Regions from separate parts of the Homo sapiens genome. Here region 2 is linked to region 1. Evidence: read pairs that join two places in POLR2A ChIA-PET (ENCODE). Cell type or tissue: GM12878. All regions are shown on one strand. Links, peaks and the distances in the headings refer to the core of each region. The heading gives the core; the rest is flanking DNA. Region 1 overlaps CLCN6 (chloride voltage-gated channel 6). Region 2 holds the start of LOC105376740 (a long non-coding RNA gene).

Region 1 (16,060 bases), core at 2,758-7,757:
ACTCCTGACCTCAGGTGATCCACCCACCTCAGCCTCCCAAAGTACTGGGATTACAAGCGTGAGCCACCACGCGTGGCCATATTCATGTACATTTCATGGGTTAATGTTCTTTTGATATTGGTCATTGATATTTCTCAACCATCTTCAAGAATGAGCTTCTTGAGAGCACTTGCTTTGTGTAAGAACAAATTCAGGCACTTAAACAGAAAAGTCTGGATTTTATTTATTCAATAAATAAATCAACTTGACACAAAAAGTATAATAAAGAGGGGAGTGAGTGGGACAGGTTAAAATAGTTGATTTAGTGGAATCTCATTTTTGTTATTTAAAACACGTGTTAAAAGCATGTGTATAAAAACGTGGGTAAGGATGTAGAAGGATATTTAGTAAGGTATTAATAGTCATATTTTAATGAATGGAGTTATAGGGTTTTCTCTACCTTGATAGTCAGTCAACTAGAAAACCCTTCTGTTGAATATCTTTCTAAAAAGTGCCCCTTCTTCCTGTCTCAGGAAGAGTTCATTGCACATATTTGACTCTTTATTTGATAAATTTAGGGTCTTACAAAATGTTAGAATCCCATTTTGACATCCATTCTCATTATAGGTGGTTTGAAAAATGGTAACTTTCTGTGAGATGTGCCATTGCAAACAGGAATGTTTTCATGCAGGTCACACAGTCTATTTATATTGTACCTTTGAATTAGAAAGAGGCACACTCAGAACGTAAGACTTAGAATTAAAGGCCTCCCCCACTGGCCATAGCAGCACCCCTAGCTCACAACCAGTTGAAGGTGGTTTTGGTGTGAACACTAAGATGCCCCTTCCTGGTTGAATTGGGGCTGGTTCAGCCCCCACCTCCCTCCCGGCCAGGTGCCATTTTGCTCGTAACCCCCTGTAACAGCCCTGCAAGACACAGATAACATTTTATTTTTTTAAAAAGTTGTTAGTCCCCTAAACCAAAGAGCAACATATACTGCAGAAATAAAAAGTTAGTCATAGCAAAGGAGAAGTAACAGTATCTGGTTTTAATAATAGCTCATATATTCCATTGGTACATATTTACAAAGGGCCAAACTCAACTAATTTATTTAAAAAAAAAAGAAGCGTGGCACAGTGGCTCACGCCTATATGCTCAGCACTTTGGGAGGCCAAGGCAGGAGGATCGCTTAAAGCCAGGAGTTCAAGACCATCCTGGGCAATAAAGTGAGACTTTGTTCCTACAAAAAAATTTGTTCAAAATTAGCAGGGGGCCGGGTGCAGTGGCCCACACCTGTTACCCCCACACTTTAGGAGGCTGAGGCAGGTGGATCACTTGAGCCCAGGACTTCATACCAGCCTGGGCAACATGGCGAGACTCCATCTCAACAACAAATACGAAAAAATTAACGAGGTGTGGTGGCTAACCTGTGGTCCCCCCTACTCAGGAGATCGAAGCAGGTGAATTGCTTGAGCCCAGGAGACGGAGGTTGCAGAGAGCTGTGATCACGCCACTGCACTCCAGCCTGGGTGACAGAGCGAGACCCTGACAAAAAAAAAAGGGATTCTGGTGTTCTAGCGTTGCGGTTGTTTCTAAATGCCCTTCTTAGCAGTTTTATTGCACTATAATTGGCATACTATTCAGTTCACCCATGTAGAGTGTACAATTCAATGGGGTTTTAAAAATTAGTATATTCACAGAGTTGTACAACCATTCCTACAGTCAATTTTTTTTTTTTTTTGAGACGGAGTTTCGCTCTTGTTGCCCAGGCAAGAGTGCAATGTTGTGATCTCAGCTCACTGCAACCTCTGCCTCCCGGGTTCAAGTGATTCTCCTGCCTCAGCCTCCCAAGTAGCTGGGATTACAGGCGTCTGCCACCACACCCGGCTAATTTTGTATTTTTAGTAGAGACGAGGCTTCTCCATGTTGGTCAGGCTGGTCTTGAACTCCTGGCCTCGGGTGATCCGCCCGCCTTGGCCTCCCAAAGTGCTGGGATTACAGACGTGAGCCACTGCGCCCAGCTAATTCCTACAGTCAATTTTAGAATATTTTCATCACCTGAGAGGAAACCCTGCACTCATTAGCAGCCACTGCCTGTTCTCCTTGCCCCTGACTCCAGGCAACCAGTGATCTCCTTTCTGTCTATTTGCCTATTCTAGATATCTAAAAACCTTCTAAATGTTTACGGAACCATATCATTATTAGATGGAACCATCAATGAAGTACTTGACCAGTAATTTCCATACATATTTTGGATGAAGGCAAGGGTATTGTTTCTCCTCTGCTCTCAGGCACCACTCGCGGAACACTGCTAACACCGATATGTGGAGGTTGTTTCCCCACTACTCAGGAGGCTGAGGTGGGAGGATGGCTTAAGCCCAGGAGTTGGAGGTTGCAGTGAACCGAGATTATGCCACTGCACTCCATGCTGGGTGACAGAGAAAGACCCCATCTCAAAAAAAAAAAGTAGTAGGTTGTCACCTGCATTTCTCAGCAGCTGGCAGTGAATTGAAGGTTCACAGGACTCCCTCCTTGAGTTTGGTTAACTTGCTAGAGCGGGTCAGAAAACACAGAAATGCTACTTACATTTGCTAGTTTATTAATAAAGGATATCATAAAGGATACAGAAGAACAGCCAGATGGAGAGATTCAAGGAACGTGGGAGGGGGCACGGAGCTTTCATGCCCTCTCCAGGCACGCTACCCTCCAGGAACCTCCAAACGGTTCAGCTGTCTGGAAGCTCTCTGAACCTTGTCATTTTGGAGTTTTATGGAAGCTTTTTTATGCAGTCATGATTGATTACATCACCAGCCCTTGGTGATCAGCTTAACCTTCAGCTTCGGTCTCCTCCCTGGAGGGATGGGTGTCCCACCCCGCTAATCCTGCCTTGGTCTTTCTGGTGACCAGCCCCTTTTCTGAAGCCATCTAAGGGCCCCCAGCCGCCACTCATCTCATTAGCAAACAAAAGATACCACGGCTCAAAAAAAAAAAAAGACAAAGTATGTTTGTGTGTGTGTGTGTGTGTGTGTGTGTGTGTGTGTGTGTGTGTGTGTATTGTTGGGGCTCAGAAAATGATACCTGGAAATATGGTGCTTTGATATGCTGAACTCTCCACCCTCACACTTTGTCTCTCCCAAAGCACAGGATGAGGCTCTTCTCTGCCGTTCCCTTATCTACCTAGAAACTGGACCTACCAGAGAGGAACACAGTTGTCTTTGATCCCTTTCCTGAAATGTCATTAACCAGGGAACATTAAAACTCATCTTACAGAGGAGACTGAAGACCAAACAACATACCTAGAGCCTGGACAAACTGTCCCAACCGTTGTTTGTTCACTGTCCCATACAATTTCCAAAGAGAATCATTCACAAGATGATATCTGCTTCCCAGATCCATTCATTCCCCACTAAGAATTATTTCCTCCCACATCCCTATCTCCCCTTCCCCTGTGAAGAAGAGTATAGAAGCGTCTGTACCTCGCTGGCATTATTGGGTAATCATTCTGCAGTTCCCCTGTGCAATGCATGTTAAATAAGTGGATGCCTTTGCTCCCATTAATCTGCCTTTTGTCGGTTCACTTTCAGCAGACCTTTAGAGAGTGAAAGGGGAAGCTTTTCCTCTTGGCCGCTACAATACATATGTAGGTGCATATATGTTTAATCACTTATGGATGAGTCTAGTTTCTAAAAGTACTTTTTTCATCACTGTGTTTCTTTTCTGATCAGTAAAAAAGATTTTTTTTTTTTTTTTGAGACCGAGTCTCACTCTGTCGCCTAGGCTGGAGTGCAGTAGCACAATCTCGGCTCACTGCAGCCTCTGCCTCCTGGGTTCAAGCGATTCTCCTGCCTCAGCCACCCTAGTAGCTGGGATTACAAGTGTGTGCCACCACACCCACCTAATTTGTGTATTTTTGGTAGAGACGGGGTTTCGCCATGTTGGCCGGGCTGGTCTCAAACTCTTGGCCTCAAGTGATCCACCTATCTCGGCCTCCCAAACTGCTGGAATTACAGACGTGAGCCATCACGCCCAGCCGATCATTTTTTAAAATATAAAAAAGCACACCATTTGTGCTATGAGAATTTCAGACAACACCCAGAAACAAATATCTCCTTAAGCACTACCTCACGGATGTTTTCCCATTATGAATGCTGACGTACAAATAATCCTAATTTTGTTTAATCAAAAAGGGATATTATACTTTTAATTCTCCATCCTGCTTTATTTTTATTTTTTAATTGCATCTTGCTCTTTTGCTGAATAATTTTTGGAGATTTTCCATATCTTTCTATATAGACTTAACTATAATCATTTTATTGGTGTATAGTTTACTATATTTGGATGTATAATTGATTTACTCAGTCACTTGTTGGTACTCCAGGACTCATAAAAAAAGAATTTGGACTAACTCTAGGTAGTCATATAGATAGAATAAATTGTCACTCATCACATGTGTTTGGCTGACTTGAAACTATTGTCTGGGAGTGTGGCTGCCACCCAGCCAATGTCCAGCTGATGTGGGTAGGAACAGGTTGTGGGAAGGAGAGCTGATGGCCGACCATTATTTTTCTTTGTTGCCAAACTGCTGCGTCTTTTTTTTTTTTTTTTTTGAGAGTGTCTCACTTTGTTGCCCAGGCTGGAGTGCAGTGGCATGATCTTGGCTGGCTCACTGCAACCTCCGCCTCCTAGGTTCAAGCAGCTCTCCTGCCCTAGCCTCCCGAGTAGCTGGGATTACAGGCGTGCTCCACCACTCCCAGCTAACTTGTATTTTTAGTAGAGATGGGGTTTCACCATCTTGCCTAGGCTGGTCTCGAACTTCTGGCCTCAAGTGATCCTCCTGCCTCAGCCTCCCAAAGTGCTGGGATTACAGGTGTGAGCCACTGCACCCAGCCCAGACTGCTGCTTCTCTAACAAGACAACTAAAATGATTTCCTTTGAATTGTTTCTCTAAATGTCTGTGGCATACCTGCAAGTTGCTTGCAGGATTTCTGTGTTTTGTGATGCATGTTGTAAAGGATGCTGCTTCAGATGTAGAAGTTTTAGGAGCCGAGAGCCAAGCTGAATCTGTGCCTCTTCCTAACATAAAGTGGAAGTTGGCCAGGCGCAGTGGCTCATGCCTGTAATCCCAGCACTTTGGGAGGCTGAGGAGGGCGGATCACGAGGTCAGGAGATCGAGACCATCCTGGCTAACACGGTGAAATCCCGTCTCTACTAAAAATACAAAAAAATTAGCCGGGCGTGTTGGCAGGCGCCTGTAGTCCCAGCTACTCAGGAGGCTGAGGCAGGAGAATGGTGTGAACCCGGGAGGCGGAGCTTGCAGTGAGCTGAGATTGCGCCACTGCACTCCAGCCTGGGCGACAGAGCGAGACTCCGTCTCAAAAAAAAAAAAAAAAAAGTGGAAGTTGCTTTTAAAAATACTTTCCATGTTAGTTTGTCTTGTGACTAACCTCATTTCCATAGACACTAACTACAAAAGATAATTATAACTAATTGACATTCTAAATTAATTTGGTTCTGGCTAACTGAAACTTTTGTTCATATCTAATGGAGTAAGTTTCATAAGGCTGATGATAGCTGAAGGTCTTTAAATATTTTGCCAAAACAGGAAGTTTAAAAATAGGTAATTTAAAACTTCTCCTAAAGCATGAAGTATGAACCTAAAGCAACACCACTCAAATTTTAATGTGCATCTGAGTCATCTGGGGCTGCAGGGCTGCAGGAGTCTAAGATTCTGCATTTTGTTTTTGTGTTTGTTTTTGAAACGGAGTCTCGCTGTGTCACCCAGGCTGGAGTGCAGTGGTGCGATCTCGGCTCACCACAACCTCCACCTCCCAGGTTCCAGTGATTCTCCTGCCTCAGCCTCCAAAGTAGCTGGGACTACAGGTGCGCGCCACCATGCCTGGCTAATTTTGTATTTTTAGTAGAGACAGGGTTTCACCATGTTGGCTAGACTGGTCTTGAACTCCTGACCTCAGGTGATCCACCTGCCTTGACCTCCCAAAGTGCTGGGATTATAGGCATGAGCCACCGCACCCAGCCAGATTCTGCATTTTGAACCAGCTCCTCCTGGGTGCTGCAGGTACCACTGCTCTGCCCATCCACACGTTGAGTAGCAGGAACCCAGAGGTTTGTCCCTTTGCAGGTCTTCTCACCTGACATGACCTTTTGACTCAACTTTGCCTCTTTTCAGAGTTTGGATTATGATCGCTGTATCAATGACCCTTACCTGGAAGTTTTGGAGACCATGGATAATAAGGTGGGTCTTACAATTCTTCATCTCTGGGGATCAAATCAGTCTTAACATGGCATTTTTTTTCTCTTCTAAAGGCCCCAGTAAACATCTTTACACCTTGTTTTTTGAACCTTTTCATGCGATACAGGCAGACCTCACTTTATGCGCTTTGCTTTATTTCACCTCGCAGGTACTGCAGGTTTTACAAACTGGAGGTTGGTGGCAACCCTGTGTTGAGCAAGGTGCCATTTTTCCAATAGCATGCATTTTGTTTGCATTTTTTAGCCATAAAGTATTTTTTAATTAAGGTAGGTACATTTTTGTAGGCATAATGCTATTACACACTTTATAGACCTCAGTATAGTGTAAACATCACTTTTATATGCACTGGGTAACCAAAACACTCGTGTGACTCACTTTATTGTGATATTTGCTTTATTGTGGTGGTCTAGAACCAAACCCATGCTATCTGCAAGGTAGGCCTATGTTGGCATTTATTCCCTAGGCCTTTATCCTGCCAACCAGAGTTCCCCCTGTCAGTGCACCTTGCCCAGCCTCTTAAGAGTCCATCATTTTTGCACTGTAAAGCACCTGAAATCCCAACATCATCTTTACTGTGCCTGCTCTCCACGTGGAATTTAGCTTAAAACTGGTTGGCCAAGATGTATTTCTTCCCCTCTGCCACCATAACCCTGTAAACTGAATCATTCTTTTCCTGTGTGAACAGAAAGGTCGAAGATATGAGGCGGTGAAGTGGATGGTGGTGTTTGCCATTGGAGTCTGCACTGGCCTGGTGAGGAGGCAGGGCCTGGAGGGATGGTGGGCCATAGGGCTGGAGGGGCTTACAGGGAAAGCCCTGGCCTGGTGAATAACATTGTCATTTGTCATTATAACATTTATAACATTATAATGCAATAACACTTGTCATTATAATCAAGAGTGCCTTTTCTTTTTTCCCTTTTTTTTTTTTAAATGAATAATCCTGGCACAGTTTTTCACACTTCCCCTGCTTTTGCTTTGTGAAATGAAAGCGAGACACATGACAATGGTGCTCTTGAAGCGCTCAAAGGTTTGGGCAGGACTTTATCTTTTATGATATGATTATGGATCATAATCTCTAATCTACCTAGTAAACTAGATGTCTCCCTAATGGGTAGATAATGCATTGGGTAGAGTAAATAATGGAAGTTAAAGTTACTTTTTTTTTTCTTTTAATTTAAATAGAGACAGGGTCTCGCTTTGTCACCCTGGCTGGAGCACAGTGGCGTAATCACAGTTCACTGCAGCCTCGACCTTCTGGGCTTGGGTGATCCTCCTACCTCAGCCTCCCGAGTGGTTAGGACTCTAGGCAGGCATGAGATCGCTCTTTAGGGAAAAAGCGAAGTCGTGGGTACGGAACTGTGAACATCGTGCCCTTCATTTAGCACAGCGTGCCAGTGAACAGGGTGGCACACCATAGCTATTGATCTCATGCAGGGAGTTTATGGTGCTATCCTGGGCTCCTCCCCGTACGTCGTTAATGTTATCTAGAAGATAGAGCCAGCAGCTGTGAGTGAAGGGATATGCCCGTATGAACAGAGTTGGTGGAGGCAGCAACTTCACAGGTGAATCAAAGACAAGGCAAGATTGGAAACATGGCCAAAGATGAGGATAGCAAAAAGTCTGGAACCAAAACTGCCGACTTCACATTGTTAAATATGAGGAAGAGAAGCTGGAAAAATCAGCATCAGTCAAAAAGATCCATGTCAAATCTGATTCCGGTCAGTACAGTGTTGGGATAGGGTATCTGTCCTCAGTAACAGCCTGTTGACCACCTTTATCTTGAACTGGCCACAAGCCTCCTACTTAATTTGACATGATATGCCTAGAAAATGTACACATGTGTTCGGTATAATATAGCCACAGGGGCCAACCACAATTTTTATTTTCATGGCATGCATCAAATTTTTACTATAGTAAATCCACAAGTAAAGGAACATCTTACTAGGTAAGACTGATGGCATTCAGAAGCCCTCTTCAGTGATATTCTGATGGATACCATTTTGGGGAAACTTGGGTTGATTTATTGTTTTATTTAAATCTCAGGGTGTTGGGCCAGGGACGGTGGCTCACACCTGTAATCCCAGCATTTTGAGAGGCCGAGACAGGAGGACTGCTTGAGCCCAGGAGTTTGAGACCAGCCTGGGCAACGTAGGGAGACCCTGTCTCCTTAAAAATAAAAAAAAAATTAAAAAAAAGAAATCTCAGGGTATTTATTTTGCTATATATGTTTCTGGTTGCAGATTTCTCTATAATAAGCATAGTCCTTAGGCCTCTAGTTGTTAGTGTTTGTGCTACTTTTATATCAAACTCTTTGGAGCTGCCACTTGTCAGTACTACAGGTTGAGTGTTCCTTATCAGAAAATCCAAAATGCTCCAAAATCCAAAACTTTTTGAATGCTGACACGATTCTCAGGAAATACTCATTGGCGCATTCAGATTTTGGATTTCAAATTTTTGGATTTGGGATGTTTAATCAGTATAATGTAGATATTCGAAAAAAAAATCTGAAATCCAAAACACTTCTGGTCCCAAGCATTTCAGATAAGTGTTACTCAAGCTGAAGCAACTTTACCTCCTACCTTTGTATTTTAGGAAGGCACACCTGCCTTTATGACATAGCACTCCCAACTCTTGTCCATTGATGTGTGGCCACTTTATGGCTTCAGTATCAAAAAGCCTCCAGGCATTGGCTTGAGGGAAGGCCAGAGTTAAAGGCAAGAAGCTTTGATCCTGAATCCATAAAATTAGAAGTCTTTCTAGTTCTCCTTTAAGCCCTGAGCACTTTGGAGAGTGGAATACTGGAATTTGGTTGTTTTCTCTACCCAGAGTAACTATGGACTATAAGATGGTTATAAGTCAAGCCTGGCACAGTGGGGTGTGCCTGTAATCCCAGCTACCTGGGAGGCTGAGGCAGGAGGATCTCTTAAACCCTGGAGTTCAAGGCCAGCCTAGGCAATATAGCAAGACCCCATCTCAAAAAAAGATGATTTCAAGTCAAAATAATGACTTACAAAATAGAACCTGCTAATAAGGAACATGCAAAAAGCACATACACCTAAATGAATGTTGTGTTTTAAAGCAAGCTTGTCCAACCCATGGCCCAACACAGATTCATATACCTTTTAAAAACATTTATGAGATTTTTCTGAGTTTTTCTTTTCTTAGCTCATCAGCTGTCATTAGTGTATTTTATGTGTGGCCAAAGACAATTCTTCTTCCAGTGTGGTCCAGGGAAGCCAAAAGAGTAGACACCCCTGTGTCAGTAGTCTTTCTTGGTCTCACATCTTTTTCTGCACCTGCTTCCCTCTTTGTTTTCCGTTGCTTCACTCAACTTAGCTGTACTCTCTGCCTTTGTTCTTTGGAGGGGCAGTGGGACTGGGCTGGAGAAGGGATCTCCTCCTTCTGCGCTTTTCTGCTGTGCATTCACGTACTGCTGGCTGGTGAGCAGCCTCCGTATGTGCAGTGGGGGAGGAGATGCCTTCAAGAGGAGCACACCTGTACTATACTTGTGCTACACTTGGAAATAAGGCTGTGTGACAGATCTCTTGCTCTTCACAGGTGGGTCTCTTTGTGGACTTTTTTGTGCGACTCTTCACCCAACTCAAGTTCGGAGTGGTACAGACATGTATCCTTTTCACGGTTCCTGGTGTTCGTGGACTTCAGTGGTCACCAAGATTCTTTCTTACATAGAAATGGGTCTAACAGTAAGCATAGTATTAGAAGGGCCGCTTATTAGCTATTCAGCTTTAATATTTCTAATGATCACTGAAGGACACAAAAGAAGGACTTTAATAAGCAAAGACATATACCTATGTTTGTGGTTGATAAGATTACAGATGCCGCAAAGATGCCTGTACTCCCTAATCTGTAAATTTAATGTAGTTCCAATCAAAATTCCAATAGAATTTGTTGTGGAACTCAGAAATTCTTTGTAAATTTGTGTAGAAGAGTAAAGGGCCAAAAGCAGTCAGTATAGTTCTAAATGACAAGAAGGTGGACTTGACCCTGTCAGATATCAAGTCTTATAAAATTAACAAGTTTGGGGAGTTAGGGAAAAAAAAGTCATAAAATTTAAGATACAGTCATTGAAATTGGTCATATTGGTGCAGGAATACCTAGACAGTGGAAAATGATAGAGAAGCAGAAGCTGGTCCTCACATACATGGAACTTTGGTGAATGACAGTTAATATTACAAATCAGTGAGGGAGTGATGAATGATTTAATAAAAGACGCTGTGTTATTTAATAAATAAAAGATACACATCTCTGTAGTCCCAGCTACTTAGGAGGTGAGCCCAGGAGTTTGAGGCTGTAATGCACCATGACTGTGCCTGGGCAGCATAGCAAGACCCTGTCTTAAAAAAAATGATGCTGGGACATGGGTGATCCATATGGAAAAATAGTTATATTCCTATTTCATACTATAAATAAGATAAATTCCAGATGAAGATGTAAATATGCAGAACAAAACTTCGGGAGACTATATGTTGTCAAGAGTGGGGAATAATTTCTTAAAACTCCAGAAGGCACAGACTATAAGAAAAAACATCAATGGGGCCGGACACAGTGGCTCACGCCTGTAATCCCAGCATTTTGGGAGGCAGAGGCAGGCGGATCACAAGGTCAGGAGATTGAGACCATCCTGGCTAACACGGTGAAACCCCGTCTCTACTAAAAATACAAAAAAATTAGCTGGGCGTGGCGGTGTGCGCCTGTAGTCCCAGATGCTGGGGAGGCTGAGGCAGGAGAATGGCATGAACCTGGGAGGCGGAGCTTGCAGTAAGCCAAGATCACGCCACTGCACTCCAGCCTGGGTGACAGAGCAAGACTCCGTCTCAAAAACAAACAAACAAAAACATCAATGGCTGGGTGCAGTGGCTCATGCCTGTAATCTCAGGACTTTGGGAGGCCGAGGCAGGCAGATCACCTGAGGTCAGGAGTTCAAGGCCAGCCTGGCTAACATGACAAAACCCCATCTCTACTAAAAGTACAAAAAATTAGCTGGGCATGGTGGCGGGTGCCTGTAATCCCAGCTACTTGGAAGGCTGAGGTGGGAGAATCGCTTGAACCCGGGAGACAGAGGCTGCAGTGAGCCGAGATCGCGCCATTGCACTCCAGCCTGGGCAATGAGAGCAAAACTGTCTCAAAAAACAACAACAAAAAAAAAAAACAAACAAAATCAATAAATTTGACCACATCAAAGTACATATTGTATTTATAAAGACAAAAACTCCAAATAACAACAATAAAACACCATAAATAAAGTGAAAACAAGTCCACAGCCTGAGAGAGGTTATTTACTATGCATTTAAGAGGCAGATAATTAGTATCCAGAATACAGGAAGAGGCTGGGCGCGGTGGCTGACGCCTGTAATCCCAGCACTTTGGGAGGCCGAGGCAGGCGGATCACTTGAGGTCAGGAGTTCAAGACCAGCCTGGCCAACATGGTGAAACCCTGTCTCTACTAAAAATACAAATTGAGCTGAGTGTGGTGGTGTGCACCTTTAGTCCAGATACTTGGGAGGCAGAGGCAGGAGAATCACTTGAACCCAGGAGGCGGAGGTTGCAGTGAGCCGAGATTGCAACACTGTACTCCAGCCTGGGTGACAGAATGAGACTCTGATTCAGAACAAATAATACAGGAAGAACTCCTGCAACTCAATCAGAAAAACAACAGATGGTCCAATGGAAGGAAAACGAGCAAAGGATGTGAACTGGAATTCTCAAAAGAGAAAAACTGGCCAGTAAACCTCTAGAAAAAGGAAGGTGCACATTCCTGTGACTCATACATTCCTCTTAGAAATTTGAACCGTAGACATGTACAAAGGTGGTAATTATAGCTTTATGATAGCAAAAAGCTGGAGTCACCAAATGGGAGAATGGAAAAATTATGGTACATTCATATGGTATCATTTTAGACATCATGTCATTTCTGTAGATTGTAAAATAAAAATTTTAGACAAGTGAAAGTGAACGAACCACAGAGTTGTGTGTATCAACATGGCTAATTCTCAAAGACTTAATGTTGAGAAAAAAAGAGCAAGTTACAGAATATACAAGTGCCGTGTACAACAGTGTGGACACTTTTGAAATACACACAATAATTTCAGGTTAGTGGTTTCTCCCAGGGGAGAGAGGAAGGAAAACTGTTTTTTTTTTTGTTTTGTTTTGTTTCTTAAAATGGTACTGAATGTTTTCTTTTTTAAAAATACCTGGAGCATATATGGCATGTTGTTGAGATTTGTTAAAGCTACAGTTGTGAGGGTATGGGTATTCGTTACTTTTTGTAATGTTTGAAGTATTTCCTAATGTCAAAGGCATCTCAAACAATTTTTTCTTTTTTTTAAGAGATGAGGCCTCACACTGTTGCCTAGGCTGGAATGCAGTGGTGCAATGACAGCTCACTGCAGCCTCAGCCTCCCAGGCTCAAGCGATCCTCCCACCTCAGCTTCTTGAGTAGCTGGGACCATAGGCATATACCTTTTGTACTTTTTGTAGCGACATGGTCTCACTACATTGCCCAGGCTGGCCTCCAACTCTTAGGCTCAAGTGATCCTCCTGCCTCAGCCTCCCAAAGTGTTGGGATTACAGGCATGAGCCATTGCACCCAGTCATCTCAGGCAGTTTTTAAAAAATTTTTATATATAGAGAAAAAGTGCACTCAGCAGCCAGCATGATCCAAAGGAGAAGCAGCTGCACCCTCTCAAGTGATGACGGGGACACCCCTCGGCTGATGAACAAGTTTCCTTAACCCAGTTTCCGCAGCGGTGGAGGAGTGCAGCCAGAAAGGCTGCCTCGCTCTGTCTCTCCTTGAACTCCTGGGTTTTAACCTCACCTTTGTCTTCCTGGCAAGCCTCCTTGTTCTCATTGAGGTGAGGTGGTTTGGATTCACCTGCTCGCTTAGGAGGTTTTAGAGTCCCGCACTCCTTTTCCCCACCTCCTTCCAGAATGTCAGGAAACTGAGAATGCAGATTCCTGCAGAAAGTGGCCTCTTGTTCACTAAAGGTAAAGGTTTCACCTCTGGTGAGATTAAAGAAGAAAGGCCTCCCAGGTGATGCTCATTCACAGGGAACTTGTACAGATTCTGGGGGGAGGAAAAAAGGGGGAAAGGGCTGAAAACAAAACTGTTGGGTGCCATGCGCACTACCTGGGTGACAGGATCATTCATGTCCCAAACCTCAGCATCATGCAATATACCCTCGTAACATACCTGTACATGCAATCCCTGAACCTAAAATAAAAGTGGAAATTATTTTTCTTTAAAAAGTGCAAGTCTGGCCACTTTGGGAGGCCAAGGCGGGCAGATCACCTAAGATCGGGAGTTTGAGACCATTCTGACCAGTGTAGAGAAACCCTGTCTCTAGTAAAAATACAAAATTAGCCGGTAAAAATACAAAATTAGCCGGGCGTGGTGGCGCATGCCTGTAATCCCAGCTACTCGGGCGACTGAGGCAGGGGAATTGCTGGAACCCAGAAGGCGGAGGTTGCAATGAGTGGAGATTGTGCCATTGCACTCCAGCCTGGGCAACAAGAGTGAAACTCTACCTCAAAAAAAAAAAAGAAAAAAAAGTGCAAGTCCTCCCATTGCCCCTCAGACCTCCTGAGTCAGATCCTCTGGAGTGGGGCCCAGCAGCTGTGGTTCTGCAAGCCCTCCAGGTGACGCTCACGCTGCTAATGAAGGTGGCCAGCTCTCCCTCTTCCGCCGCCCAGATTGTTGAGGGTAAGCCAGAGAACCAATGGATTTCGAGTTATGGGTGTGCCTGCTCTCCTCCATCAGCCGGTGGCAGCAGGTTCCGGGATACCCGAGGTCAAATGCTATCTGAATGGCGTAAAGGTGCCAGGAATCGTCCGTCTCCGGACCCTGCTCTGCAAGGTCCTTGGAGTGCTGTTCAGTGTGGCTGGAGGTAAGAAGGGTCCAACTTGTATCCTTCAAATACTCAAAGGGCAGAGACGACAAGAAGCATGATGTATTTCAGTTATTAGATTTGGACTGCAGGGCCCAGCCTCAAACAGCTGATGTCTGCACTTTTTGTTGATGGGCTGTTTTTAAATGCAGACACTGTTCGTATGTTACCATTCAGATACCTGACAAACACACTCTTCAGTTTTGGGATTTGGAATTTAGCTTGTGGAATTAGCTTTTGTCAAAATTAGCAAGCTTTTTGTGTCAACAGCCAGATAGTAAATATTTAAGGCTTTGTGGGCCAAGAATCAGAATGGAAGCTCTTATGTAGATGTTTATGTAACTATTTACATGTGTGCATTTAAGAACGTAAAAGCCAGTCTTAGTTCTCAGGCCGTGTAAAACCAGGAGGGAGCTGGTGGTCTGGGCTCACAGGCTCTCATTTGCTGACACACAATTTAGAATGTAGAGTGTTTTCTCTTCTAGCAAGACTTGAAATGGAGCTTATTTGGTGGGAATTTGGCTCTTTCTCTTATAAAGTCTTAGGATCATCTCTGTTCAGTTGTCACGAGGAAGGTTTTTGTAGCCAAGGTCTCCTGACCCAGGGGCGTTTCTGCACTGACTGTTGGTCTTTCCTTTTTCACCCTGCCCAGGGCTCTTCGTGGAGAAGGAAGGCCCCATGATCCACAGTGGTTCGGTGGTGGGAGCTGGCCTCCCTCAGGTAAGATGGGCTGAGAGGGTGTGGGCCTCTGGGCAGGCCTAGTGGGAGGTCTGGTTACACTGGGCCAAATCCATTGGGACACCCTGACATCACATTGGAACCTGGTGCCATTCTGGCTTCACGTGTAAACCATGTGTCTATCTCTCAGGAAAGGGCATAACTTATACTTGGAAGTTTTAATGATGCCCTACCGAGCCCTAGGAGCAAAAATGAGACATAGAGAAAAACTGTGACGTGGCGGATGAAAGTCACTGGGTGCTTCCATAGCCATCACCAGGCGCCTCTATATAGGGTGGCTGGGTGGATCATCTCAGTGCTGCCAGATCCAAGAGGCTCGAAGCATCGACTGACATGGTTTTAGGCACAGTTCCGTGCTGATTCTAGTTGGCGTGGTACAGTCATAATAACTGCTGCTAATTATGGTCTGTGTGCCAGACGCCATGTATACTAACTGCTTTCTCCTTATAGCCACCTTCAATGATTCGTTGTTATTATTACCCCCATCCTCAGATGGGGAAACTGAGGCTTAGAGAGGTTGAGGTACTAGCTCGAGACCTCAAAGCTCCCATTCTTGGGGGCTACTCCAGATCCCTGGCTGCTGTTGGAGAAGTCTCAGTTCCCTGTGAACTGTCACTCTTAGTCATTTCCCTCTCCAGTCCTGAGAAGAGGGAGTTATTGTGGTTGGGAGTCTCTGAGGTGAAGGAGGGAAGATTCTTTCGTCCAGAGCTCGTCTTTTGGTCTCTCTCCTGCTACTGCCTTGAGCACCAGATCTGGCAGAAGTGAGCCAAGGGGTGGAAGGCCAGGCGTGGAGTGGGCATCAGTGTGCACCTTTGTGGGGCAGACAGAGGACAGGCTCTGGGCCCTTCTCTTCCTGGCGCTGCTGAGCAGAGCAGACTCGGTCTTCTGCAACAGCTTCCGCGTCCCCTTCCCTCAGCTCAGCCATTTGCCTTTATTCTTTCAGACTTGTTGACTCTGCACAAAATGGGATTTCAGAAGGTCCTAGAAACACGAGGGCAGGAAAAATAAGCTCCTCCCAAGGGTGGGGGGTAATCTCCTTTTTTCCCAAGTTTTTTTATTTTCATTTTTTGAGACGGAGTCTCACTCTGTTGCCCAGGCTGGAGTGCGATGGTGCCATCTCTGCTCACTACAGCCTCCGCCTCCTGGGTTCAAGCGATTCTCCTGGCTC
Region 2 (16,060 bases), core at 4,004-9,003, 440 kb before region 1:
AGAAGTGGAGAAGGAACTGGGTGGCTGTAGCAGAATTTATGTGAGCTGGGGCAGAGGCGGGGGTCGTTGGCAGCAAAGGGAAGAAGCCAGTAGGGCAGATATTGAAAAGAAAGACGACATGAGCCTACCGAAAAAGTAGGAGGTGCGAAGGAGAGAGGGCTGCGCCAGAGGGGCATCCAAATTTAAGCAAGAGGTTGCCCGGAATGCCCCGAGCACCGCATCTGGCCCAGGGCAGAGGAATTGCTCAATACATGGTCATTGTTGTTGGGGTTGTGGATGATTCAGTGGAAGACTGTAGCTGCTGAGGTCTGGACATGAGGATCGGGATTCAACAGCAAATGACTGGAGTGTGCATTTCAGAGCTCTGGACTGGGAAGGAGGTGGCGTGGGTCTAACTACCGGAAGATCAGTAGACGCATCGCTGTCATCTAGCTATTTATTTTATTTTATTTATTTATTTATTTATTTTGAGATGGAGTCTCACTCTGTCGCCCAGGCTGGAGTGCAGTGGCTCAATCTCGGCTCACTGCAAGCTCCGCCTCCCGGGTTCACACCATTCTCCTGCCTCAGCCTCCCGAGTAGCTGGGACTACAGGCGCACGCCACCATGCCCAGCTAATTTTTTGTATTTTTAGAAGAGACGGGGTTTCACCGTGTTAGCCAGGATGGTCTCGATCTCCTGACCTTGTGATCTGCCCTCCTCGGTCTCCCAAAGTGCTGGGATTACAGGCGTGAGCCACTGCACCTGGCTTATTTTATTTTATTGTGACAAAATATACATAGCATAAAATTTACCATTTTAACCATTCTTAAGTGTACAATTCAGTGGCGTTTAATACATACACACTGTCGTGCAGCCATCACCACCATCCAGTTCCAGAACTTTTTCATCACCAGACAGAAACTCCATTCCTCTTAAGCAATCACCGCTCATTACCGGGTGGAATTGATGGGTAACTATGTTTTGCCATCAATTTGCTGTGTGCGTTTGGTGAAGTCACTTCCACTCTCAGAAGCTAGTTCTTTCCTTATAACTTTAAAATGGAGGTTTCTTTTGATTTTGCTAGGCTGAAAAAGCTAGGTGGACGGATGATGTCTCTGAAAGATAAAAACGTTGAGTGCGTGTGGAGGGCCGAGTCAGCCTGAGGGGGTGGGGGGAGAGGAATGGTGACAAAAGAGGAGCTGGCAAAGGAAACAGATGAAGAGTGGGGTGAGAAGGAAGAACATCTTCTTTGGGATTGGGAGAAAGGTTAGGAAAAGGGGGAAGAAGAGAAAAAGAAGAGGCTGACACAAAGGAATGCTCAAAACCAGGCTGTTAATGTGATTTCATGAGATGAGGTTGGGATCCAGCATAAAATCCAGGGTGACAGCCAGTGGCCTCAACCTCTCCGGAGCAGGAATCATGTGGCAGGAACGGAGGGCACCAGCTGCCTGTGAGGGCGGGCTGGGGACTGGACAGGAGGCTGGGACAGATGTAGCTGGGTGTGCCAGGGTCAAATTAGGAGAAATAAAAGGACTGCTAAGCTAGCCTGTCATTATTGAACTCACGGTAAAGAAAATGTATTTCTTTTCTTTTTTTTTTCTTTTTCTTTTTCTTTTTTTGACACAGAGTCTCTCTCTGTCTTCCAGGCTGGAGTGCAGTGGCATGATCTCGGCTCATTGCAACCTCTGCCTCCCGGGTTCAAGTGATTCTCCTGCCTCAGTCTCCCGAGTAGCTGGGATTACAGGTGTGTATCACCATGACTGGATAATTTTTGTATTTTTAGTAGAGATGGGGTTTCACCATGTTGGCCAGGCTGGTCTTGAACTCCTGACCTCAGGTGATCTGCTCACTTTGGTCTCCCAAAGTGCTGGGATTATAGGCGTGAGCCACTGAGCCTGGCCACTTTTTCTTTTTTTTTTTTTTGAGATGGGGTCTGGCTCTGTCACCCAGGCTGGAGTGCAGTGGCATGCTCTTGGCTCACTGCAACCTCTGCCTCCCAGGCTCAAGCGATCTTCCCACCTCAGCCTCCCAAGTAGTTGGGACTACTGGTGTGCACCACCATGCCCGGCTAATTTTTTTTTTTTTTTTTGGTAGAGATGGGGGTTCAACCTGTTGCCCAGGCTGTTCTCAAACTCCTGGGCTAAGAGATCTGCCGGACTTGGCCTCCCAAAGTGCTGGGATTATAGGTGTGAGCCATCGTGCCCAGCAAGAAAACATATGTCAAAGGGAAATTGACACGGTAACGAATGTGTATACTGCTTTATTTACACACACCCTATCTGGTTCCACATGAAATTTACAGGTTTGTTTTATTTTTATTTTTGAGACAGAGTCTCGCTCTCATCACCAGGCCGGAGTGCAATGGTGCGATCTTGGCTCACTGCAACCTCCAACTCCCGGGTTCAAGCAATTCTCCTACCTCAGCCTCCTGAGTAGCTGGGATTACAGGCACGTGCCACCATGCCCAGCTAATTTTTGTTTGGCATCAGTTAATGAATGCTTACATTTTGGGTTGAGAAAAGATCAATGTAAATAGGTAGCATGCAATAACCCTCTTTTGTGAATGTGTTTAATAACAGCTTTTATTTCTTGAGCAGCTCTTCTGCAGCTGACCTGGTGATAGCTCAATTACACTTCCCACCAATCTGAATAGGGTTGGTTGTCTTTTTTTTTTTTTTGGTCACTCTTTATATATTATCCCTTTTTACAGATGAGAAAATGGAGTCTTGGAAGGCAAAGTGACACCATGCTGGAAGAAGAGCAGAGAGGAATTGGAACCCACTCAGGACCTTGGAAATCTTCATCTTTCTGGAAGGGCCAACCAGGCATTCATCCTTGGCCTCCACTGGCTCCTTCTCTGTCTCCAAAGATTTTAAATAACGTGGCAGGCAAGGCTGCCTGAAGGCTGGGACAAGCGATGGTCCCTGGGCTCCTCCCCAGAGCTCGACTTCTCCTACGCTGGAGCTGTCTCCACAGGCCCCCCTGTGTACAGTGCAGGATTGGAAGGAGCACTGGACGGGGAGTCAGTGGAGCAGATGTGAGTAGCAGCCCCAGGCCTGCCTGCTGGGTGATCCTGACACAGGCGGTTGCATTTTCTGATCCTCAACAGGCTCGTTGTGAATGGATGCTGATACCTCCCTGGCAGGGCTGCTGCAGGGATCAGGCCAGACTTGAATGTGAAAGGGCTCTGAATAGCCGAGTCCAGGGTGGGTGAGGGAAGGTAGCATCGGCAACCTGCGGGTGGGCCCTGGCCACACTGACGGAGGAATTGTCTCCCTGTTATCCTGCTCACTCTCTGTGGGGTTTTCAGAGGAAGCAGAGTCCCTCAGCTTCAAGCCAGATCTGGGATTCCAAAGACCCACAAGGGAGGCCCAAGCAGGGAAGGTTATGGGAGGATTCTGGAGAAGAGGGTGCAGGGGGCAAAGCCTCTGCCAAGCAGCTCCTCCCCTGTGCATGCGTGTGTGTGGATGGGTGCGTGGAGTGTGTGGTGTGTGTGTGGATGTGTGTGTGTGTATGAAATGTGTGTGGATGTGTGTGTGTGGTGTGTATGAATGAGTGTGGTGTGTGTGTATGGGTGTGGTGTGTATGGATGTGTGTGTGTGGTGTGTGGATGGGTGTGTGTGTGGATGGATGTGTGTGTGTATGTGTGTGTGGTGTGTGTATGAGTCTGGTGTGCATGTGGATGGATGTGTGTGAATGTGTGTGTGGTGTGTGTGTGAATGAGTGTGGTGTGTGTAGAGTGAGTGGTGTGTGTAGAGTGAGTGGTGTGTGTGTAGTGTGTGCGTGTGGATGGGTGTGGTGTGTATGTATGGATGGGTGTGTGTGGTGTGTGTGGATGGGTGTGGTGTGTGGATGGATGTGTGTGGTGTGTTGTGTGTTGTGTGTGTTGTGTGGATGGGTGTGTGTGCTGTCTTGTGTGTTGTGTGGTGTGTTGTGTGCTATGTGGATGGGTGTGTGTGGTGTGTTGTGTGTTGTGTGGTGTGTGTGGTGTGTGGGTGTGTGTGGTGTGTTGTGTGTTGTGTGGTGTGTTGTGTGCTGTGTGGATGGGTGTGTGTGATGTGTGTGGTGTAGTGTGTGGTGTGTGTGTGGTGTGTGTGGTGTGTTGTGTGGTGTGTTGTGTGCTGTGTGGATGGGTGTGTGTGGTGTGAGTGGTGTGTGGTGTGGTGTGTGGTGTGTGATGTGTGTGGTGTGTTGTGTGTTGTGTGGTGTGTGGATGGGTGTGTGTGGTGTGTTGTGTGGTGTGTTGTGTGCTGTGTGGATGGGTGTGTGTGGTGTGGTGAGTGGTATGTGGTGTGGTGTGTTGTGTGTTGTGTGGTGTGTGTGGTGTGTGGATGGGTGTGTGTGGTGTTTTGTGTGTTGTGTGGTGTGTGTGGTGTGTGGTGTGGTGTGTGGTGTGTGGTGTGTGTGGGAGTGCTCTCTGGCCAGGTGCAATCTCCTTCCTGTTCAGCTCCTGGGGCTGCTGCTACTCTTAGTTCAAAAGACTTTTTATCCCTGGCAAGGACAATTATTGGGGTCACGGTGACCTGCCTGTTTCAGCGCCTGCTTGGGCTTGTTTCGTTTGGCCTAAGACAAAAGCTTGAACTCTGGAACTGCCCAGAGGGGCGAGGGGTGCAAATTCCCTCTGCCTGACCTAACTGCAGTGTTCACAGGACTGACTCATTGTCCCCCCGGGTCAGGACAGGAGTGACATTCAAAAGAACTCATAAGCAGTTTGGCCAGGTACTGATCACTCCGAATGGATTCTGTGCTTGAGGAATCCACCAAAGGCCTTTTTGGTTTGTTTTCCCAGAAGCCCATCAGTCACCATCTGGGGAGGACAAGGAGGGAGCAGGGCTGATCCAAGGAGCTCTGGGGCAGATGGACTGTCCCTGTCACGGCTTCTTTTACTGGTAGTAATGACTCCCACTGGTTGAGTATGCAGGCGCCACTTTGCTCCATGCCAGGTACCATCCATGCCTGCACTTTCTTTTTCTTTTTGTTTTTTGAGATGGAGTCCCGCTGTGTTGCCCAGGCTGGAGTGCAGTGGCGAGATCTTGACTCACTGCAACCTCCACCTCCTGGGTTCAAGTGATGCTCCTGCCTCAGTCTCCTGAGTAGCTCGGATTACAGGCATGCACCACCATGCCCGGCTAATTTTTGTATTTTTAATAGAGATGGGTTTCACCGTGTTGGTCAGGATGGTCTCGATCTCCTGACCTCATGATCCGCCCACCTTGGCCTTCCAAAGTGCTGGGATTACAGGCGTGAGCCACCGCACTTGGCCCATGCCAGCACTTTCTAGGTATAATCTCACTTGATCCCATCCGGCTCTTTGAGGCAGGCTATATGATCATGCCCATTTTGCAAATCAGGGAGCTGAGCCTGAGGAGCTGGGGTCCTTGCCCAGTCACACAGCCAGTAACAGCAAGAGTTCTGATTTACCCCTAGCTGGTCTGGATTCTCTTGGTCCCCTTATACACCTGTTCCCTGCTGGGGGAAGTCAGCTGGGGGCGTGGAGACTGCCTTGGAAGGTGGCTGCTGCAGCCCCCCAGACCTCCGGCAATAGAATTCCCTATAATTCGGTTATAAATCATGTTCCTAACTAAGCCAGCTCTGAAGGTCACCGGTAATCAAACTGTCAGCAGGCCATCTTCAGCGGCTGCCGTGGTCAGGGCCCTGAGCCAGGAGAGCCCAGGGAATCAAGCTTCCAGCCCGCACCTTTACAAGTGGGTAAGAGGCTGGAAATGGGAACAGGTTAAGAGGGCTTGGGGCTGGGGCCGAGTGACAGCTGCACTTCTGACTTCAAGATAATGAGGAGGAGAGAAGCTCCAGCCTCGCTTCTGAGCTATCTCGGTCCTTCCTGTTGTTGGTAGCATTGAACCTCCTGATCCGTGGAAGGTGGCTGCTTGCAAAGTTCTGATGACATCACATGGATGTGTGTTGGCCGGGTATTCCCTGGGGAATGAGCTTAGCGCGGAAGCAGAAGAGTTGCATTTTCTAAACCACCAGCTAAGTGGCAGGTGCGTACACATCATCCTGTGTAATCCCTAAGCTTGTCCCATGTGGTAGCAAGTTCCTTTTATTATCTCCATCTCCTGGAGGCTCAGATTGGCAAAGGGGACAGAGCTTGCAAGCATTCAGGTTGGCATTCAGGCTTACATCTGGGTTTTTTCCTTTTAATTCTTTTTTTTTTTTTTTTTTTTTTTTTTTGAGACAGAGTCTCACTCTGTTGTCCAGGCTGGAGTGTAGTGGCGCGATCTCAGCTCACAGCAACCTCTGCCTCCCGGGTTGAATTATCCTGCCTCAGCCTCCCGAGTAGCTAGGATTACAGGCATGTGCCACCACATCCGGCTAATTTTTGTATTTTTAGTAGAGACGGGGTTTCACCTTGTTGGCCAGCCTGGTCTCGAACTCCTGACCTCAAGTGATCTGCCCACCTCGGCCTCCCAAAGTGCTGGGATTACAGGCGTAAGCCACTGCACCTGGCCTTCTTTTGACTCTTACCAGTATTTTCCAATTTTGACATTTTGAAATAATGCTGGGAAATGCTGGTTAAACCAAGAGAAACAAGATTCCTGTCCGCATGACTTTTCAGAGCCTTTAATAAATTGGATCACGATTCTTCATGCACAGAGAGATGGGATGCCAGGGTGGAGGCCTTGGAGGCTCTGGCAGAGAGGAGATTAGTACTCCATTCCTACCCCAGTTCTGCAGGGGAGCATGGCTGGCTTGCTCTTGAAGCCCTGGCCCCCCTCATCTGGATGCAGCCTACAGTGGGGTGAGCTGAGGCCTGGCTCCACACACCTCACAGGAACTCCTAGAAGAAGGGAGGCTGTCAGGTACCCCTGACCTCTTTCCTGAGCTGTTCAGGACTCGCTGGCTCACTCGGGGCAGGTGAATCCCGCTAACCCACCAACTGGCCTCACTTCTCCCTTCCACGGAGTAATAGCAGCCTCCACCTCCCAGGTCCATCTGTGCACTTGAACCCCTGGATTTCAGGCCCGGTGTTCCTCAGAGATGGCTGCTCCTTATGTGCCCTGGGCCTGGGCTGATAAACCAGAACCCATGGGTACCTCCCAACTCACTCCCTTTTGCTGCCAACTAAATTAGCTCCTGTGGGCATTCCTCCACCCCCAGCCCAAGAACAAACAGCAAATTAATGAAACAGATGGGCTCTGTCTGCTCTGCTGGCTCTCAGCACTCCCATATTCAGGGCAGGGCTGAGACTGGACTAAATCATTTCTCCTTTGCTCCTGGGCACACAGCTAGACTACATTGCTAGCCTCCCTTGTAGACAGCGACCTTGGGCCACTTGGCTGAGTTCTGGCCAGCGGAATGTGGGTAGAAGTGATGACTGGCGTGCCCACACCTGGCCTGTGACACCTCCTACGCAACATCCCGTCTGCCGCCCTGTTTTCTGCCAGCCGAATGAAGAGGATCCAACAGAGAACTCCGAGGCCCTAGGAGACTGGGGAGGACAAGTTGGAAGGAAGCTTTATTTGTTATTTTATTAAAATTATTATTATTATTATTTCAAGACAGGGTCCTGCACTGTTGCCCAGGCTGGAGTGCAGTGGTACAATTACAGTTCGTTGTAGCCTCCGACTCCTGGGCTCAAGTGATCCTCCGGCTTCAGCCTCTTGAGTAGCTGGGACTATAGGTGCATGCCACCACATCTAGCTAATTTAAAAAATACCCTGTAGAGTGAGCATCTCCCTATGTTGCCCAGGCTGGTCTCAATCCTGGCCTCAAGGATCCTGCTGCTTCAGCCTCCAGAGTGCCGGGATGACAGGTGTGAGCCACCGCACCCAGCCTAGAAGGAATCTTTAGAGAGTGAAAGACCTGGGTGGAAATCCCAGCTCAACCCCTCAAAGCTGTGTGATCCTGGGCAGGTCACTTACCTCTCTGAGCTCAGTTTCCTCGTCTATAGATAGAGGATAATGATAGTGCCATCCTTGTAAAGTTGTTTTGAGAATCAAATAGGATTCTTTGATTTGAAACAGCTCTGAAAGTTCATCGGAGCCCCAGGGCTCCCTGCAGTATTGTCTGGGCCCTTTGTAGCCACCGCATCACAGTTCAATTTCTCCCTCTGTCTAATTCTGCTCTTTTTCTCCTTTTCAGAAATCCCTACCGCTGAGTTCTGGTGGAAGGCAGTTAGTATTGGAAGAGGTCATGGGAAGCAGATTTTTCAATGGGATTTTTGAGTTGCGTTACTTGCTGGGTCCAGCAATGAGGCCCCCATCCCTGGGAGGTAGGGGTCTGTTGTGCTATAGCAGGGCAGTTGTTAAAACTCTCAGTCATGGTGAACTGGGATGGAAAATCCACAGAAGGGAATGCATTGGCAGATATATCTCAGCCATTTGAGAGATTTGGGGGAAGTAATCATTATAAAAACTGTGGAGTCAGATAGTGATTGCTGGCCAGGCACAGTGGCTCACCCCTCTGTAATTCCAGCACTTTGTGAGGCCACGATGGGAGGATCATTTGAGGGCAGAAGTTCAAGACCAGCCTGGGCAACCTAGCAAGATCCTGCCTCTACAAAAAAACGCAACCCAACCCAAACCAACTAAACAAACGAAAAACCATCCAAGAATGCCTGAAGACATTTCTGTTGTCATAATTGTGGGGGAGGGGGATGGCATGGCTATTGGTACCCAGGAGGTAGAGGTCAGCGATGCTGTTAAAAATCCTATGATGCGACCGGGCGCGGTGGCTCACGCCTGTAATCCCAACACTTTGGGAGGCCGAGGCAAGCAGATCACCTGCGGTCAGGAGTTCGAGACCAGCCTGGCCAACATGGCTAAATCCCATCTCTACTAAAAATACAAAAATTAACTGGGCATAGTGGCGGGTGCCTGTCATCCCAGCACTTTGGGAGACCAAGCTGGGTGGATCACCTGAGGTCAAGAGTTGGAGACCAGCCTGGCCAACATGGTGAAACCCCATCTCTACCAAAAATACAAAAATTAGCTGGGCATGGTGGCGGGTGCCTGTAATCCCAGCTACTCAGGAGGCTGAGGCAGGGAGAATCACTTGAACCCGGGAAGCAGAGGTTGCAGTGAGCCAAGACTGTGCCACTGCACTCCAGCCTGGATGACAGAGGGAAACGCTGTCTCAAAAAAAAAAAAAAAAAAAAATCCTACAGCTCCTACGACAAAGAATTATGTGGCCCAAAATGTGAATAGTGCCAAGGTGGTGGCGTGCATCTGTAGTCCCAGCTACTTGGGAGGCTGAGGAAAGAGGATCGCTTGAGCCCAAGAAGTCAAGTTTGCAGTGGGTGGTGAGCATACCACTGCACTCCAGCCTGAGTGACAGAGCAAGACCCTGTCTCAAAAAATAAAAGTAAAAAAGGGAAAAAAAAACCAGATAGTGATTGCTGGGGGCCTTCAGTGCATTGGAAGAAGACCATGTAAAGCTGGGGTGATTAATCACCGATTTAAGTGAGGTGTGAGATCCAGAGGCCCTCCTTGGCAGCATATATCAAGAGACTCTCATCTTCTGCAGCTCGCAGACAGAAAAACCTGAGGATCGGGCCCACAACTTAATTATAAGTGGAGCTACAGAGAAGGCTGAATTCTCGACTCTGGCAAGTCTGCTAGTCCAAGGTCAGAGCCTTGATTGGAAAGAGGGATGCTCATTTATGACATACGGATGGGGACATCTGGGTTGTTGCACTTGAAAATCTTGAATCCCTAAATTCTCTGAAACCCTCTGGGCCTGCAGGGTGGTTCACTCCTTGTTAAAGGCAAGCAAAACCCTCCCTTGCTTGAAGCTGATGCAGAGTCCTCTGGCTTGCCAGACTATCTGTGCTGCCTCCTTTTCTGTCCCCCAGACCAGTATCTTCAGTCAAGTTACAACAGAATTCAGTTATACCACGAGAATAAAGGGATGACAGAGAGGCTGCAGGACCCAGCCAACGTTCACTGGCAGACATCAGAAGAGGATGGATGGGACTGGATCACGAGGGTGCTGGGATCAAAGGCAATGGAGGAGGGAGTCGGGTAGGGAGAGTTCAGCAACGTGGGAGCCACCTCCAAGGATACAGGATTTAACCGCCTGGCAAAGACCCCAGGAGATGGTGCTAACTCACTGTTAGGATGGCTCTTGGAGGCTTGGAAAAAGCAAGGGCTCATACTAGGTGAACTAGAAGTGCCAGAACTTCTGTGGCAGATGGTGGAAGACGGGATCAAAAGACTCAGATAAGCTGGGCGAGGTGGCTCATGCCTATAATCTCAGCACTTTGGGAAGCAGAGGTGGGAGAATCACTTGAGCCCAGGAGTTTGAGACCAGCCTGGGCAACATGGCGAGACCCCCGTCTCTACAAAAAATAATTAGTTGTGCATTGTAGCATGCACCTGTAGTCCTAGCTACTAGGGAGGCTGAAGTGGGAGGATAGCTTGAGCCCTGGAGATGGAGGTTGCAGTGAGTGCAGTGAGGTGATATCACGCCACCGCACTCCAGCCTGGGCTACAGAGCAAGCCTCTGTTAAAAAAAAAAAAAAGCCTTAGGGAAGTGGGTGTGCTAGGATGGATAACTACATAAAGCCAGAAAAGTGACTTGCTAACTGTGTTCTTTGGGAAAGCCTAGAGGACTGCCCATTTACCATGCACGGGGGAGAGGGCTGAGGACATGGTTGTAGCGCTCAAGGGTGCTGTTCTCTGTAAACCAAGGCTGACAGGAGGAGGTGCTGTGACAGACCGGGCTCCCTGAGAGCAATAAGGAAGATGGGATCCTGAAAGAATAGAGGCTCAGTGGTGGAACTTAAACATAACAGGCAAGGTGGGCAGAATTATCGTAATGAGCAGCAAGGCCAGAGTGGCAAGCAGGGAGCCTGCAGAGAGCTATAGAAATGGCTCCTAGAACACGGTGTTCCCAGGGACAAGATAGACAGGCAGCCAAAAAGAGTACTAAGTAATTTTTTTTTGAGATGGAGTTTCACTCTTGTTGCCCAGGCTGGAGTGCAATGATGCCATCTTGGCTCACCGCAACCTCCACCTCCCAAGTTCAAGCAATTCTCCTGCCTCAGCCCCTTGAGCAGCTGGGATTACAGGCTTGTGCCACCACCCCCGGCTAATTAAATATTTTTAGTAGAGATGGGGTTTCTCCATGTTGGTCAGGCTAGTCTCTAACTCTCGACCTCAGGTGATCCACCCGCCTCAGCCTCCGAAAGTGCTGGGATTACAGGCGTGAGCCACTGCGCCTGGCAAGTATTATGTAATTTACACAGCCAAAAGAATTCAAGGATGGCTGAAGCTGCTGCCCTAGCAAAAGCCCACAATCCCTTACTGAGCTAGAGTTCAGGCCCAGAACCCATTTAATGAAGGAGAGACTTGATCCCCAAGAAGCAGCAGCCTGCAACACACGGCAAATGTACATGGTAGTGGTTACCCCATTCCTCTTCAAAAGAACCTGCAGCCATTTGTTTGAGTTACTGTACCCTGGTGAAAGGAACAACCAGACATTTCTAAGATTACTGGCTACAAGATTCAAGGGTTCAAGATGGGCCGGGCACGGTGGCTCACGCCTGTAATCCCAGCACTTTGGGAGGCTGAGGCAGATGGATCACGAGGTCAGGAGATCGAGACCATCCTGGCTAACATGGTGAAACCCCATCTTTACTAAAAATACAAAAAAATTAGCCAGGTGTGGTGGCTCATGCCTGTAATCCCAGCACTTTGGGAGGCCGAGGCAGACAGATCACGAGGTCAGGAGATGGAGACCATCCTGGCTAACATGGTGAAACCCTGTCTCTACTAAAAATACAAAAAATTAGCCGGGCATGGTGGTGGGCGCCTGTAGTCCCAGCTACTCGGGAGGCTGAAGCAGGAGAATGGTGTGAACCCGGGAGGTGGAGCTTGCAGTGAGCCAAGATCGCACCACTGCACTCCAGCCTGGGCAACAGAGTGAGACTCCGTGTCAAAAAACAAAAAACAAAAAGGGTTCAACATGACGTGTTGATATGTAGGGATCTGAAGTGTCATCATCGCCTCCTGTTAGGGTAGGAGCAGATGGGACCCAGAATATCAATAGAATCCTGGTCTGAGCTTTGACCACAGTAGATACACTGAATCCATGAACCCACCCAGTTCCCTAGTTCCAGAATTTGTAATTGGGATGGGCACACATGATTGGCAGAATTCATACTCTCTTCCTTGCCCTTTGGTCTAAAAGCTATGTGGTGAAGCCCAGATGGAAGTCTCTGAAACTATCCCCCATCCTGATCAAGTAACAAACAAAACAAACAAACCCAGCATTACCGTTTAGGGGAAATGGCAGAAATTAGCATCACTTTTAAAGACCCAAGATGCATGAGTGGTGATCCTCATCCCATCCTTATCCAATTCACTAGCTTGGTCCTTACAACAACATAACAACAAAGAAATTCAGATGAATTCTAGCAGATGAGAGTGGACTTTCTTTTTTTCTTTTCTTTTTCTTTTTTTTTTTTTTCTTTTGAGACAGAGTCTCGCTTTGTCACCCAGGCTGGAATGCAGTGGCACCATTTCTGCTCACTGCAACCTCCGCCTCCAGGATTCAAGTGATTCTCCTGCCTCAGCCTTCTGAGTAGCTGGGACTACAAGCATGTGCCACCATGCCCAGCTAATTTTTGTATTTTTAGTAGAGACAAGGTTTTGCCGGGTTGACCAGGCTGGTCTCGAACTCCTGATCCCAAGTGATCTGCCCACCTCAGCCTCCCAAGGTGCTGGGATTACAGGTGCGAGCCACCGCGCCGGGCTGAGAGTAGACTTTCATTAGTACAACCAAGCAGTAGTCTCACCTGCAGCTGCGGTGCTACATAGAGTGTCTCTGCTAGGGTAGATTAACACAGCCTTAGGGACACAGCGTGTGGCTGTTGATCTGGCAAGTGGCTTCTTCTTCCATTTCTAGTAGGAGGGGTAGTTGGAAGCAGTTTGCAATCCCGTAGGATGGAGAACAGCATTCACCTACAGTTCTGCCCATGTGTGTGCTAACTTGGCCACTCTCTGTCATAATATAGTATGAAACTGGTTCTCCACTGGGCCATTTGGCAATGTCTGGAGACATTTCTGATTGACACAACTGGGAGGGGACATGCTATTGGCATCTAGTGGGTAGAGGTCAGAGATACTGCTAAACATCTTCCAATGCATGGGACAGCCCCTACAACAAAGAATTATCTGGTCCAAAGTGTGAATAGTGCCAAGGTGGAGAAACTTTAGACTACAGGGATCCAGAACATCCCATCATTCCACAGAACATCACACTGATCCATTATTATTATTATTATTGAGACAGGCTCTCTTTTTTACCCAGGCTGGAGTGCAGTGGTGTGAACACAGCTCAGTGCAGCCTTGACCTTCTGGGCTCAAGCAATCCTCCCACCTCAGCCTCCTGAGGGACTATAGGCGTGTGCCATCATGCCGGGCTAATTTTTTATTTTTTGTAGAGACAGGGTCTTGCTATGTTGTCCAGGCTGGTCTCAAACTCCTGGGCTCAAGCAATCCTTTCACTTCGCCTCCCAAAGTGTTAGGATTACAGGCATGAGCCACTGCGCCCAGTCCACACTGGTCCGTGATATCAATAAGACACATTGGCCCATTATATCAATGACATCACGTTAATTAGTCTGGATGGGCAAGAAGTGGCAAGTGATTTGGAAGCCTTGATAGGACAGACATGCTTCGGAAGGTGGGGACTCCCTATCAGTGAAATTTTTAGTACAGTGGTTTGGTTTGGGGCACGCCAGGACATCTCCTCCAAAGGAAACCACAAGTTGTTGCATCTTGCACCTCCCACACATCAGAAGGAAACAAAACATCTTATAGGCCTTTTTTGGGTTCTTTAAGCAATATATTCCACACTTGACAAATACTGCTGCAACCCATTTTGCCAAGTGCCAAGGATGGCTGCCAGCACTGAGAGGGGCCCAAGGCAGGAGAGGGTTCTGCAGCAGCTCCAGGCTGTGGTACAAGCAAGTCCCACGTCTGGAGTCATGTGACCCAGCAGACGTTGATAACAGACATATCTGTGGTGAGAAAAGACGCTACGAGTTTATGGCAAGTCCCAATAGGAGAATAACAACATAGATCCCTAGAGTTCTGGAACAAGGCCATGCCATCTGTAGTGGAAAATCATGCATTATTCGAAAAATAGCTTTAGTGTGCTTCTGGGTCTTGATAGCGGTGGAGCGTCTGCTCAGCCTGGTACAGACAGCTTCGACATGACACCCTGTGAGCATGGAGAGTCATCCCCCAGAACACAGAGCACACCCCAAATGAATGACCATACTATTCTATGGTGTTGTGTCTGCAGTAGGTAAAACACGTGGTCTGGAAGCTAAGGGGTGAAAGTAACAGAGCCATCACTCACTGTCATCCTCAGTGACTCATTTAGGAAATTCATTTCCTGTCCCTGAAACTTTAAGCTTTGTGCGTCTGAAGATCTGCTCTGGTTTCCAGATGGGGAACGCTTCACCAGGGTATAGAGTAAGAGCTCCCCCAAACTTTAACCCACATCTGCCACCTGGTCATTTCAGATTCCTTGGACCAAAAGGCCATGGGACGAGGGAAGGAGTCACTGTACTGGCAGGAATTACTGTCCCTGAGCAACTGGCAGGAGAAGGTAGGATTGCTGTTACACAATGAAGGCAGGGAAGATCAGTTTTGGTACCCACGTGATCTGTTGGGCTGTCTTTTGTTATCCTCTTGCCCATTTTTGACAGTAAATGGGTAAGTGTGGCAGCCATGAGCTGGGAAGGGCACAGTTACCAGGGAGGGGCCAGACCTGTGAGGGATGAGGGTCTGGGTCATCCCACGAGGTGAACTCTAGATCAGCAGAGATGCTCGCCGAGGCTGAGGGGAATCTAAGATGGACAGTAGAGGAGGGAGAGGGTGGGTACCAGTTGCAGCTTCAGGACCAGCTGTAGTGGCAAAGAAACTGTAGTGCAACCAACTAGCCATCTTCTTTTAGATTTTTTTCAGGGAAAGAGACCACCTAGAATCCTGAAAGAATGGTCCGTAGATGGACAGACTCACTCTGTGAAGCAGGTGGATCTCAGTGGAACGAGGGGTGGCCGTAGTGAATGCTGCGGTGCCCCACGCAAATCTACTGAGGACCAAGGTGCTCATTCCCTTGCCACTGGGAGTGCTGGCTGCTGATGGCTCACGGCGAAGTCCCTCCTCCAGAATTGCCCTCTGCCAAAGGGAGTTTTCTCACCCAAGATTATGCCCCCTCCTCAAGTGCAGCCCAGATCCAATGGCTGGTCCAGGCAAGGGCACAAAGTTCTGACTCCTTTACCTTGATTTGGGACAGCTTCATAGGGTCGGTCTAGCTCCAGATCTCCCTGCGGGATCGGCGGAGGCCTCCACTGCAGCTGCATCACAGTCCAGCATCTCCCTCTGCCTAATCGTGCTTCCCCCCAGCCCCCTAACGTTGCTGCGAATGAATTCTCCGCGGTAAGCCTCCTGTATGCAAAGCTGTGCCTCAGAGTTTGTTTGCTGGGGAAGCTGACCTAAGTCACTGAAGATGGTGAGGCATAGGGGTTGTTTTTGTTCCTGGCTGTATTAGTCAGGGTTCTCCAGAGAAACAGAACCAACAGATGCAGGTAAACAGAGAGACGTTCACTGTGAGGGATTGGCTCAGTGGAGGCTGATTATGGAGGCTGAGGAGTCCCATGATCTGCTGTCTGCCAGCTGGAGGTCCAGGCAAGCCAGTGGTGTCGTTCCAGTCCAGACCCAAAGTCCTGGTCTGAGTCTGAAGGTCCGAGAGCCAGGAGCGTAGATATCAGTGGGCAGGAAGAGCTGGATGTCCCAGCTCTGGCAGAGAGCAAACTGGCCCTTCCTCCAGCTTTTGGCTCTGTCTGGGCCCTCAATGGAATGGCCAGTGCCCACCCACATGGGTGAGGGTGGTCTTTTTTAGTCATCCATGGATTCAAACGCTGATCTTGGCTGGGCGCAGTGGCTTATGCCTGTAATCCCAGCACTTTGGGAGGCTGAGGCAGGTGGATCACCTGAGGCCAGGAGTTCAAGACCAACCTGGCCAACATGGTGAAATTCCATCTCTACTAAAAAAAAAAAAAAAAAAAAGTTAGCCAGGCATGATGGCAGGTGCCTTTAGTTCC

Evidence for each region. Peaks named below come from ENCODE experiments on the same cell type or tissue, not always from the same donor. Only the 100,000 strongest peaks of a DNase experiment are listed, where the experiment ranks them.
Region 2: POLR2A ChIA-PET joins it to region 1 with 13 read pairs; 1 of 35 experiments calls an interaction of 5 or more read pairs at or near these places.

What each region holds. Positions count from the first base shown.
Region 1 is chr1:11,809,680-11,825,739 of GRCh38, forward strand. CLCN6 (chloride voltage-gated channel 6) reads left to right here. Exons shown (of 23, transcript NM_001286.5): 3 at 6,167-6,232; 4 at 6,936-7,001; 5 at 9,809-9,875; 6 at 13,016-13,122; 7 at 14,028-14,154; 8 at 14,807-14,874. Among named protein-coding and RNA genes, the nearest start is that of CLCN6, 12 kb to the left of the region's middle. In GM12878, for the core only: no CTCF peak of the experiment used is centred there; a DNase peak (open chromatin) is centred at 5,497; H3K4me3 peaks cover 1,125 bases; H3K27ac peaks cover 1,895 bases.
Region 2 is chr1:11,370,061-11,386,120 of GRCh38, forward strand. LOC105376740 (a long non-coding RNA gene) reads left to right here and starts at 1,629. Exons shown (of 4, transcript XR_946959.3): 1 at 1,629-1,726; 2 at 2,693-3,019; 3 at 5,835-5,981; 4 at 7,227-7,476. RefSeq lists enhancers at 2,598-3,099, 3,100-3,599. In GM12878, for the core only: no CTCF peak of the experiment used is centred there; a DNase peak (open chromatin) is centred at 5,912.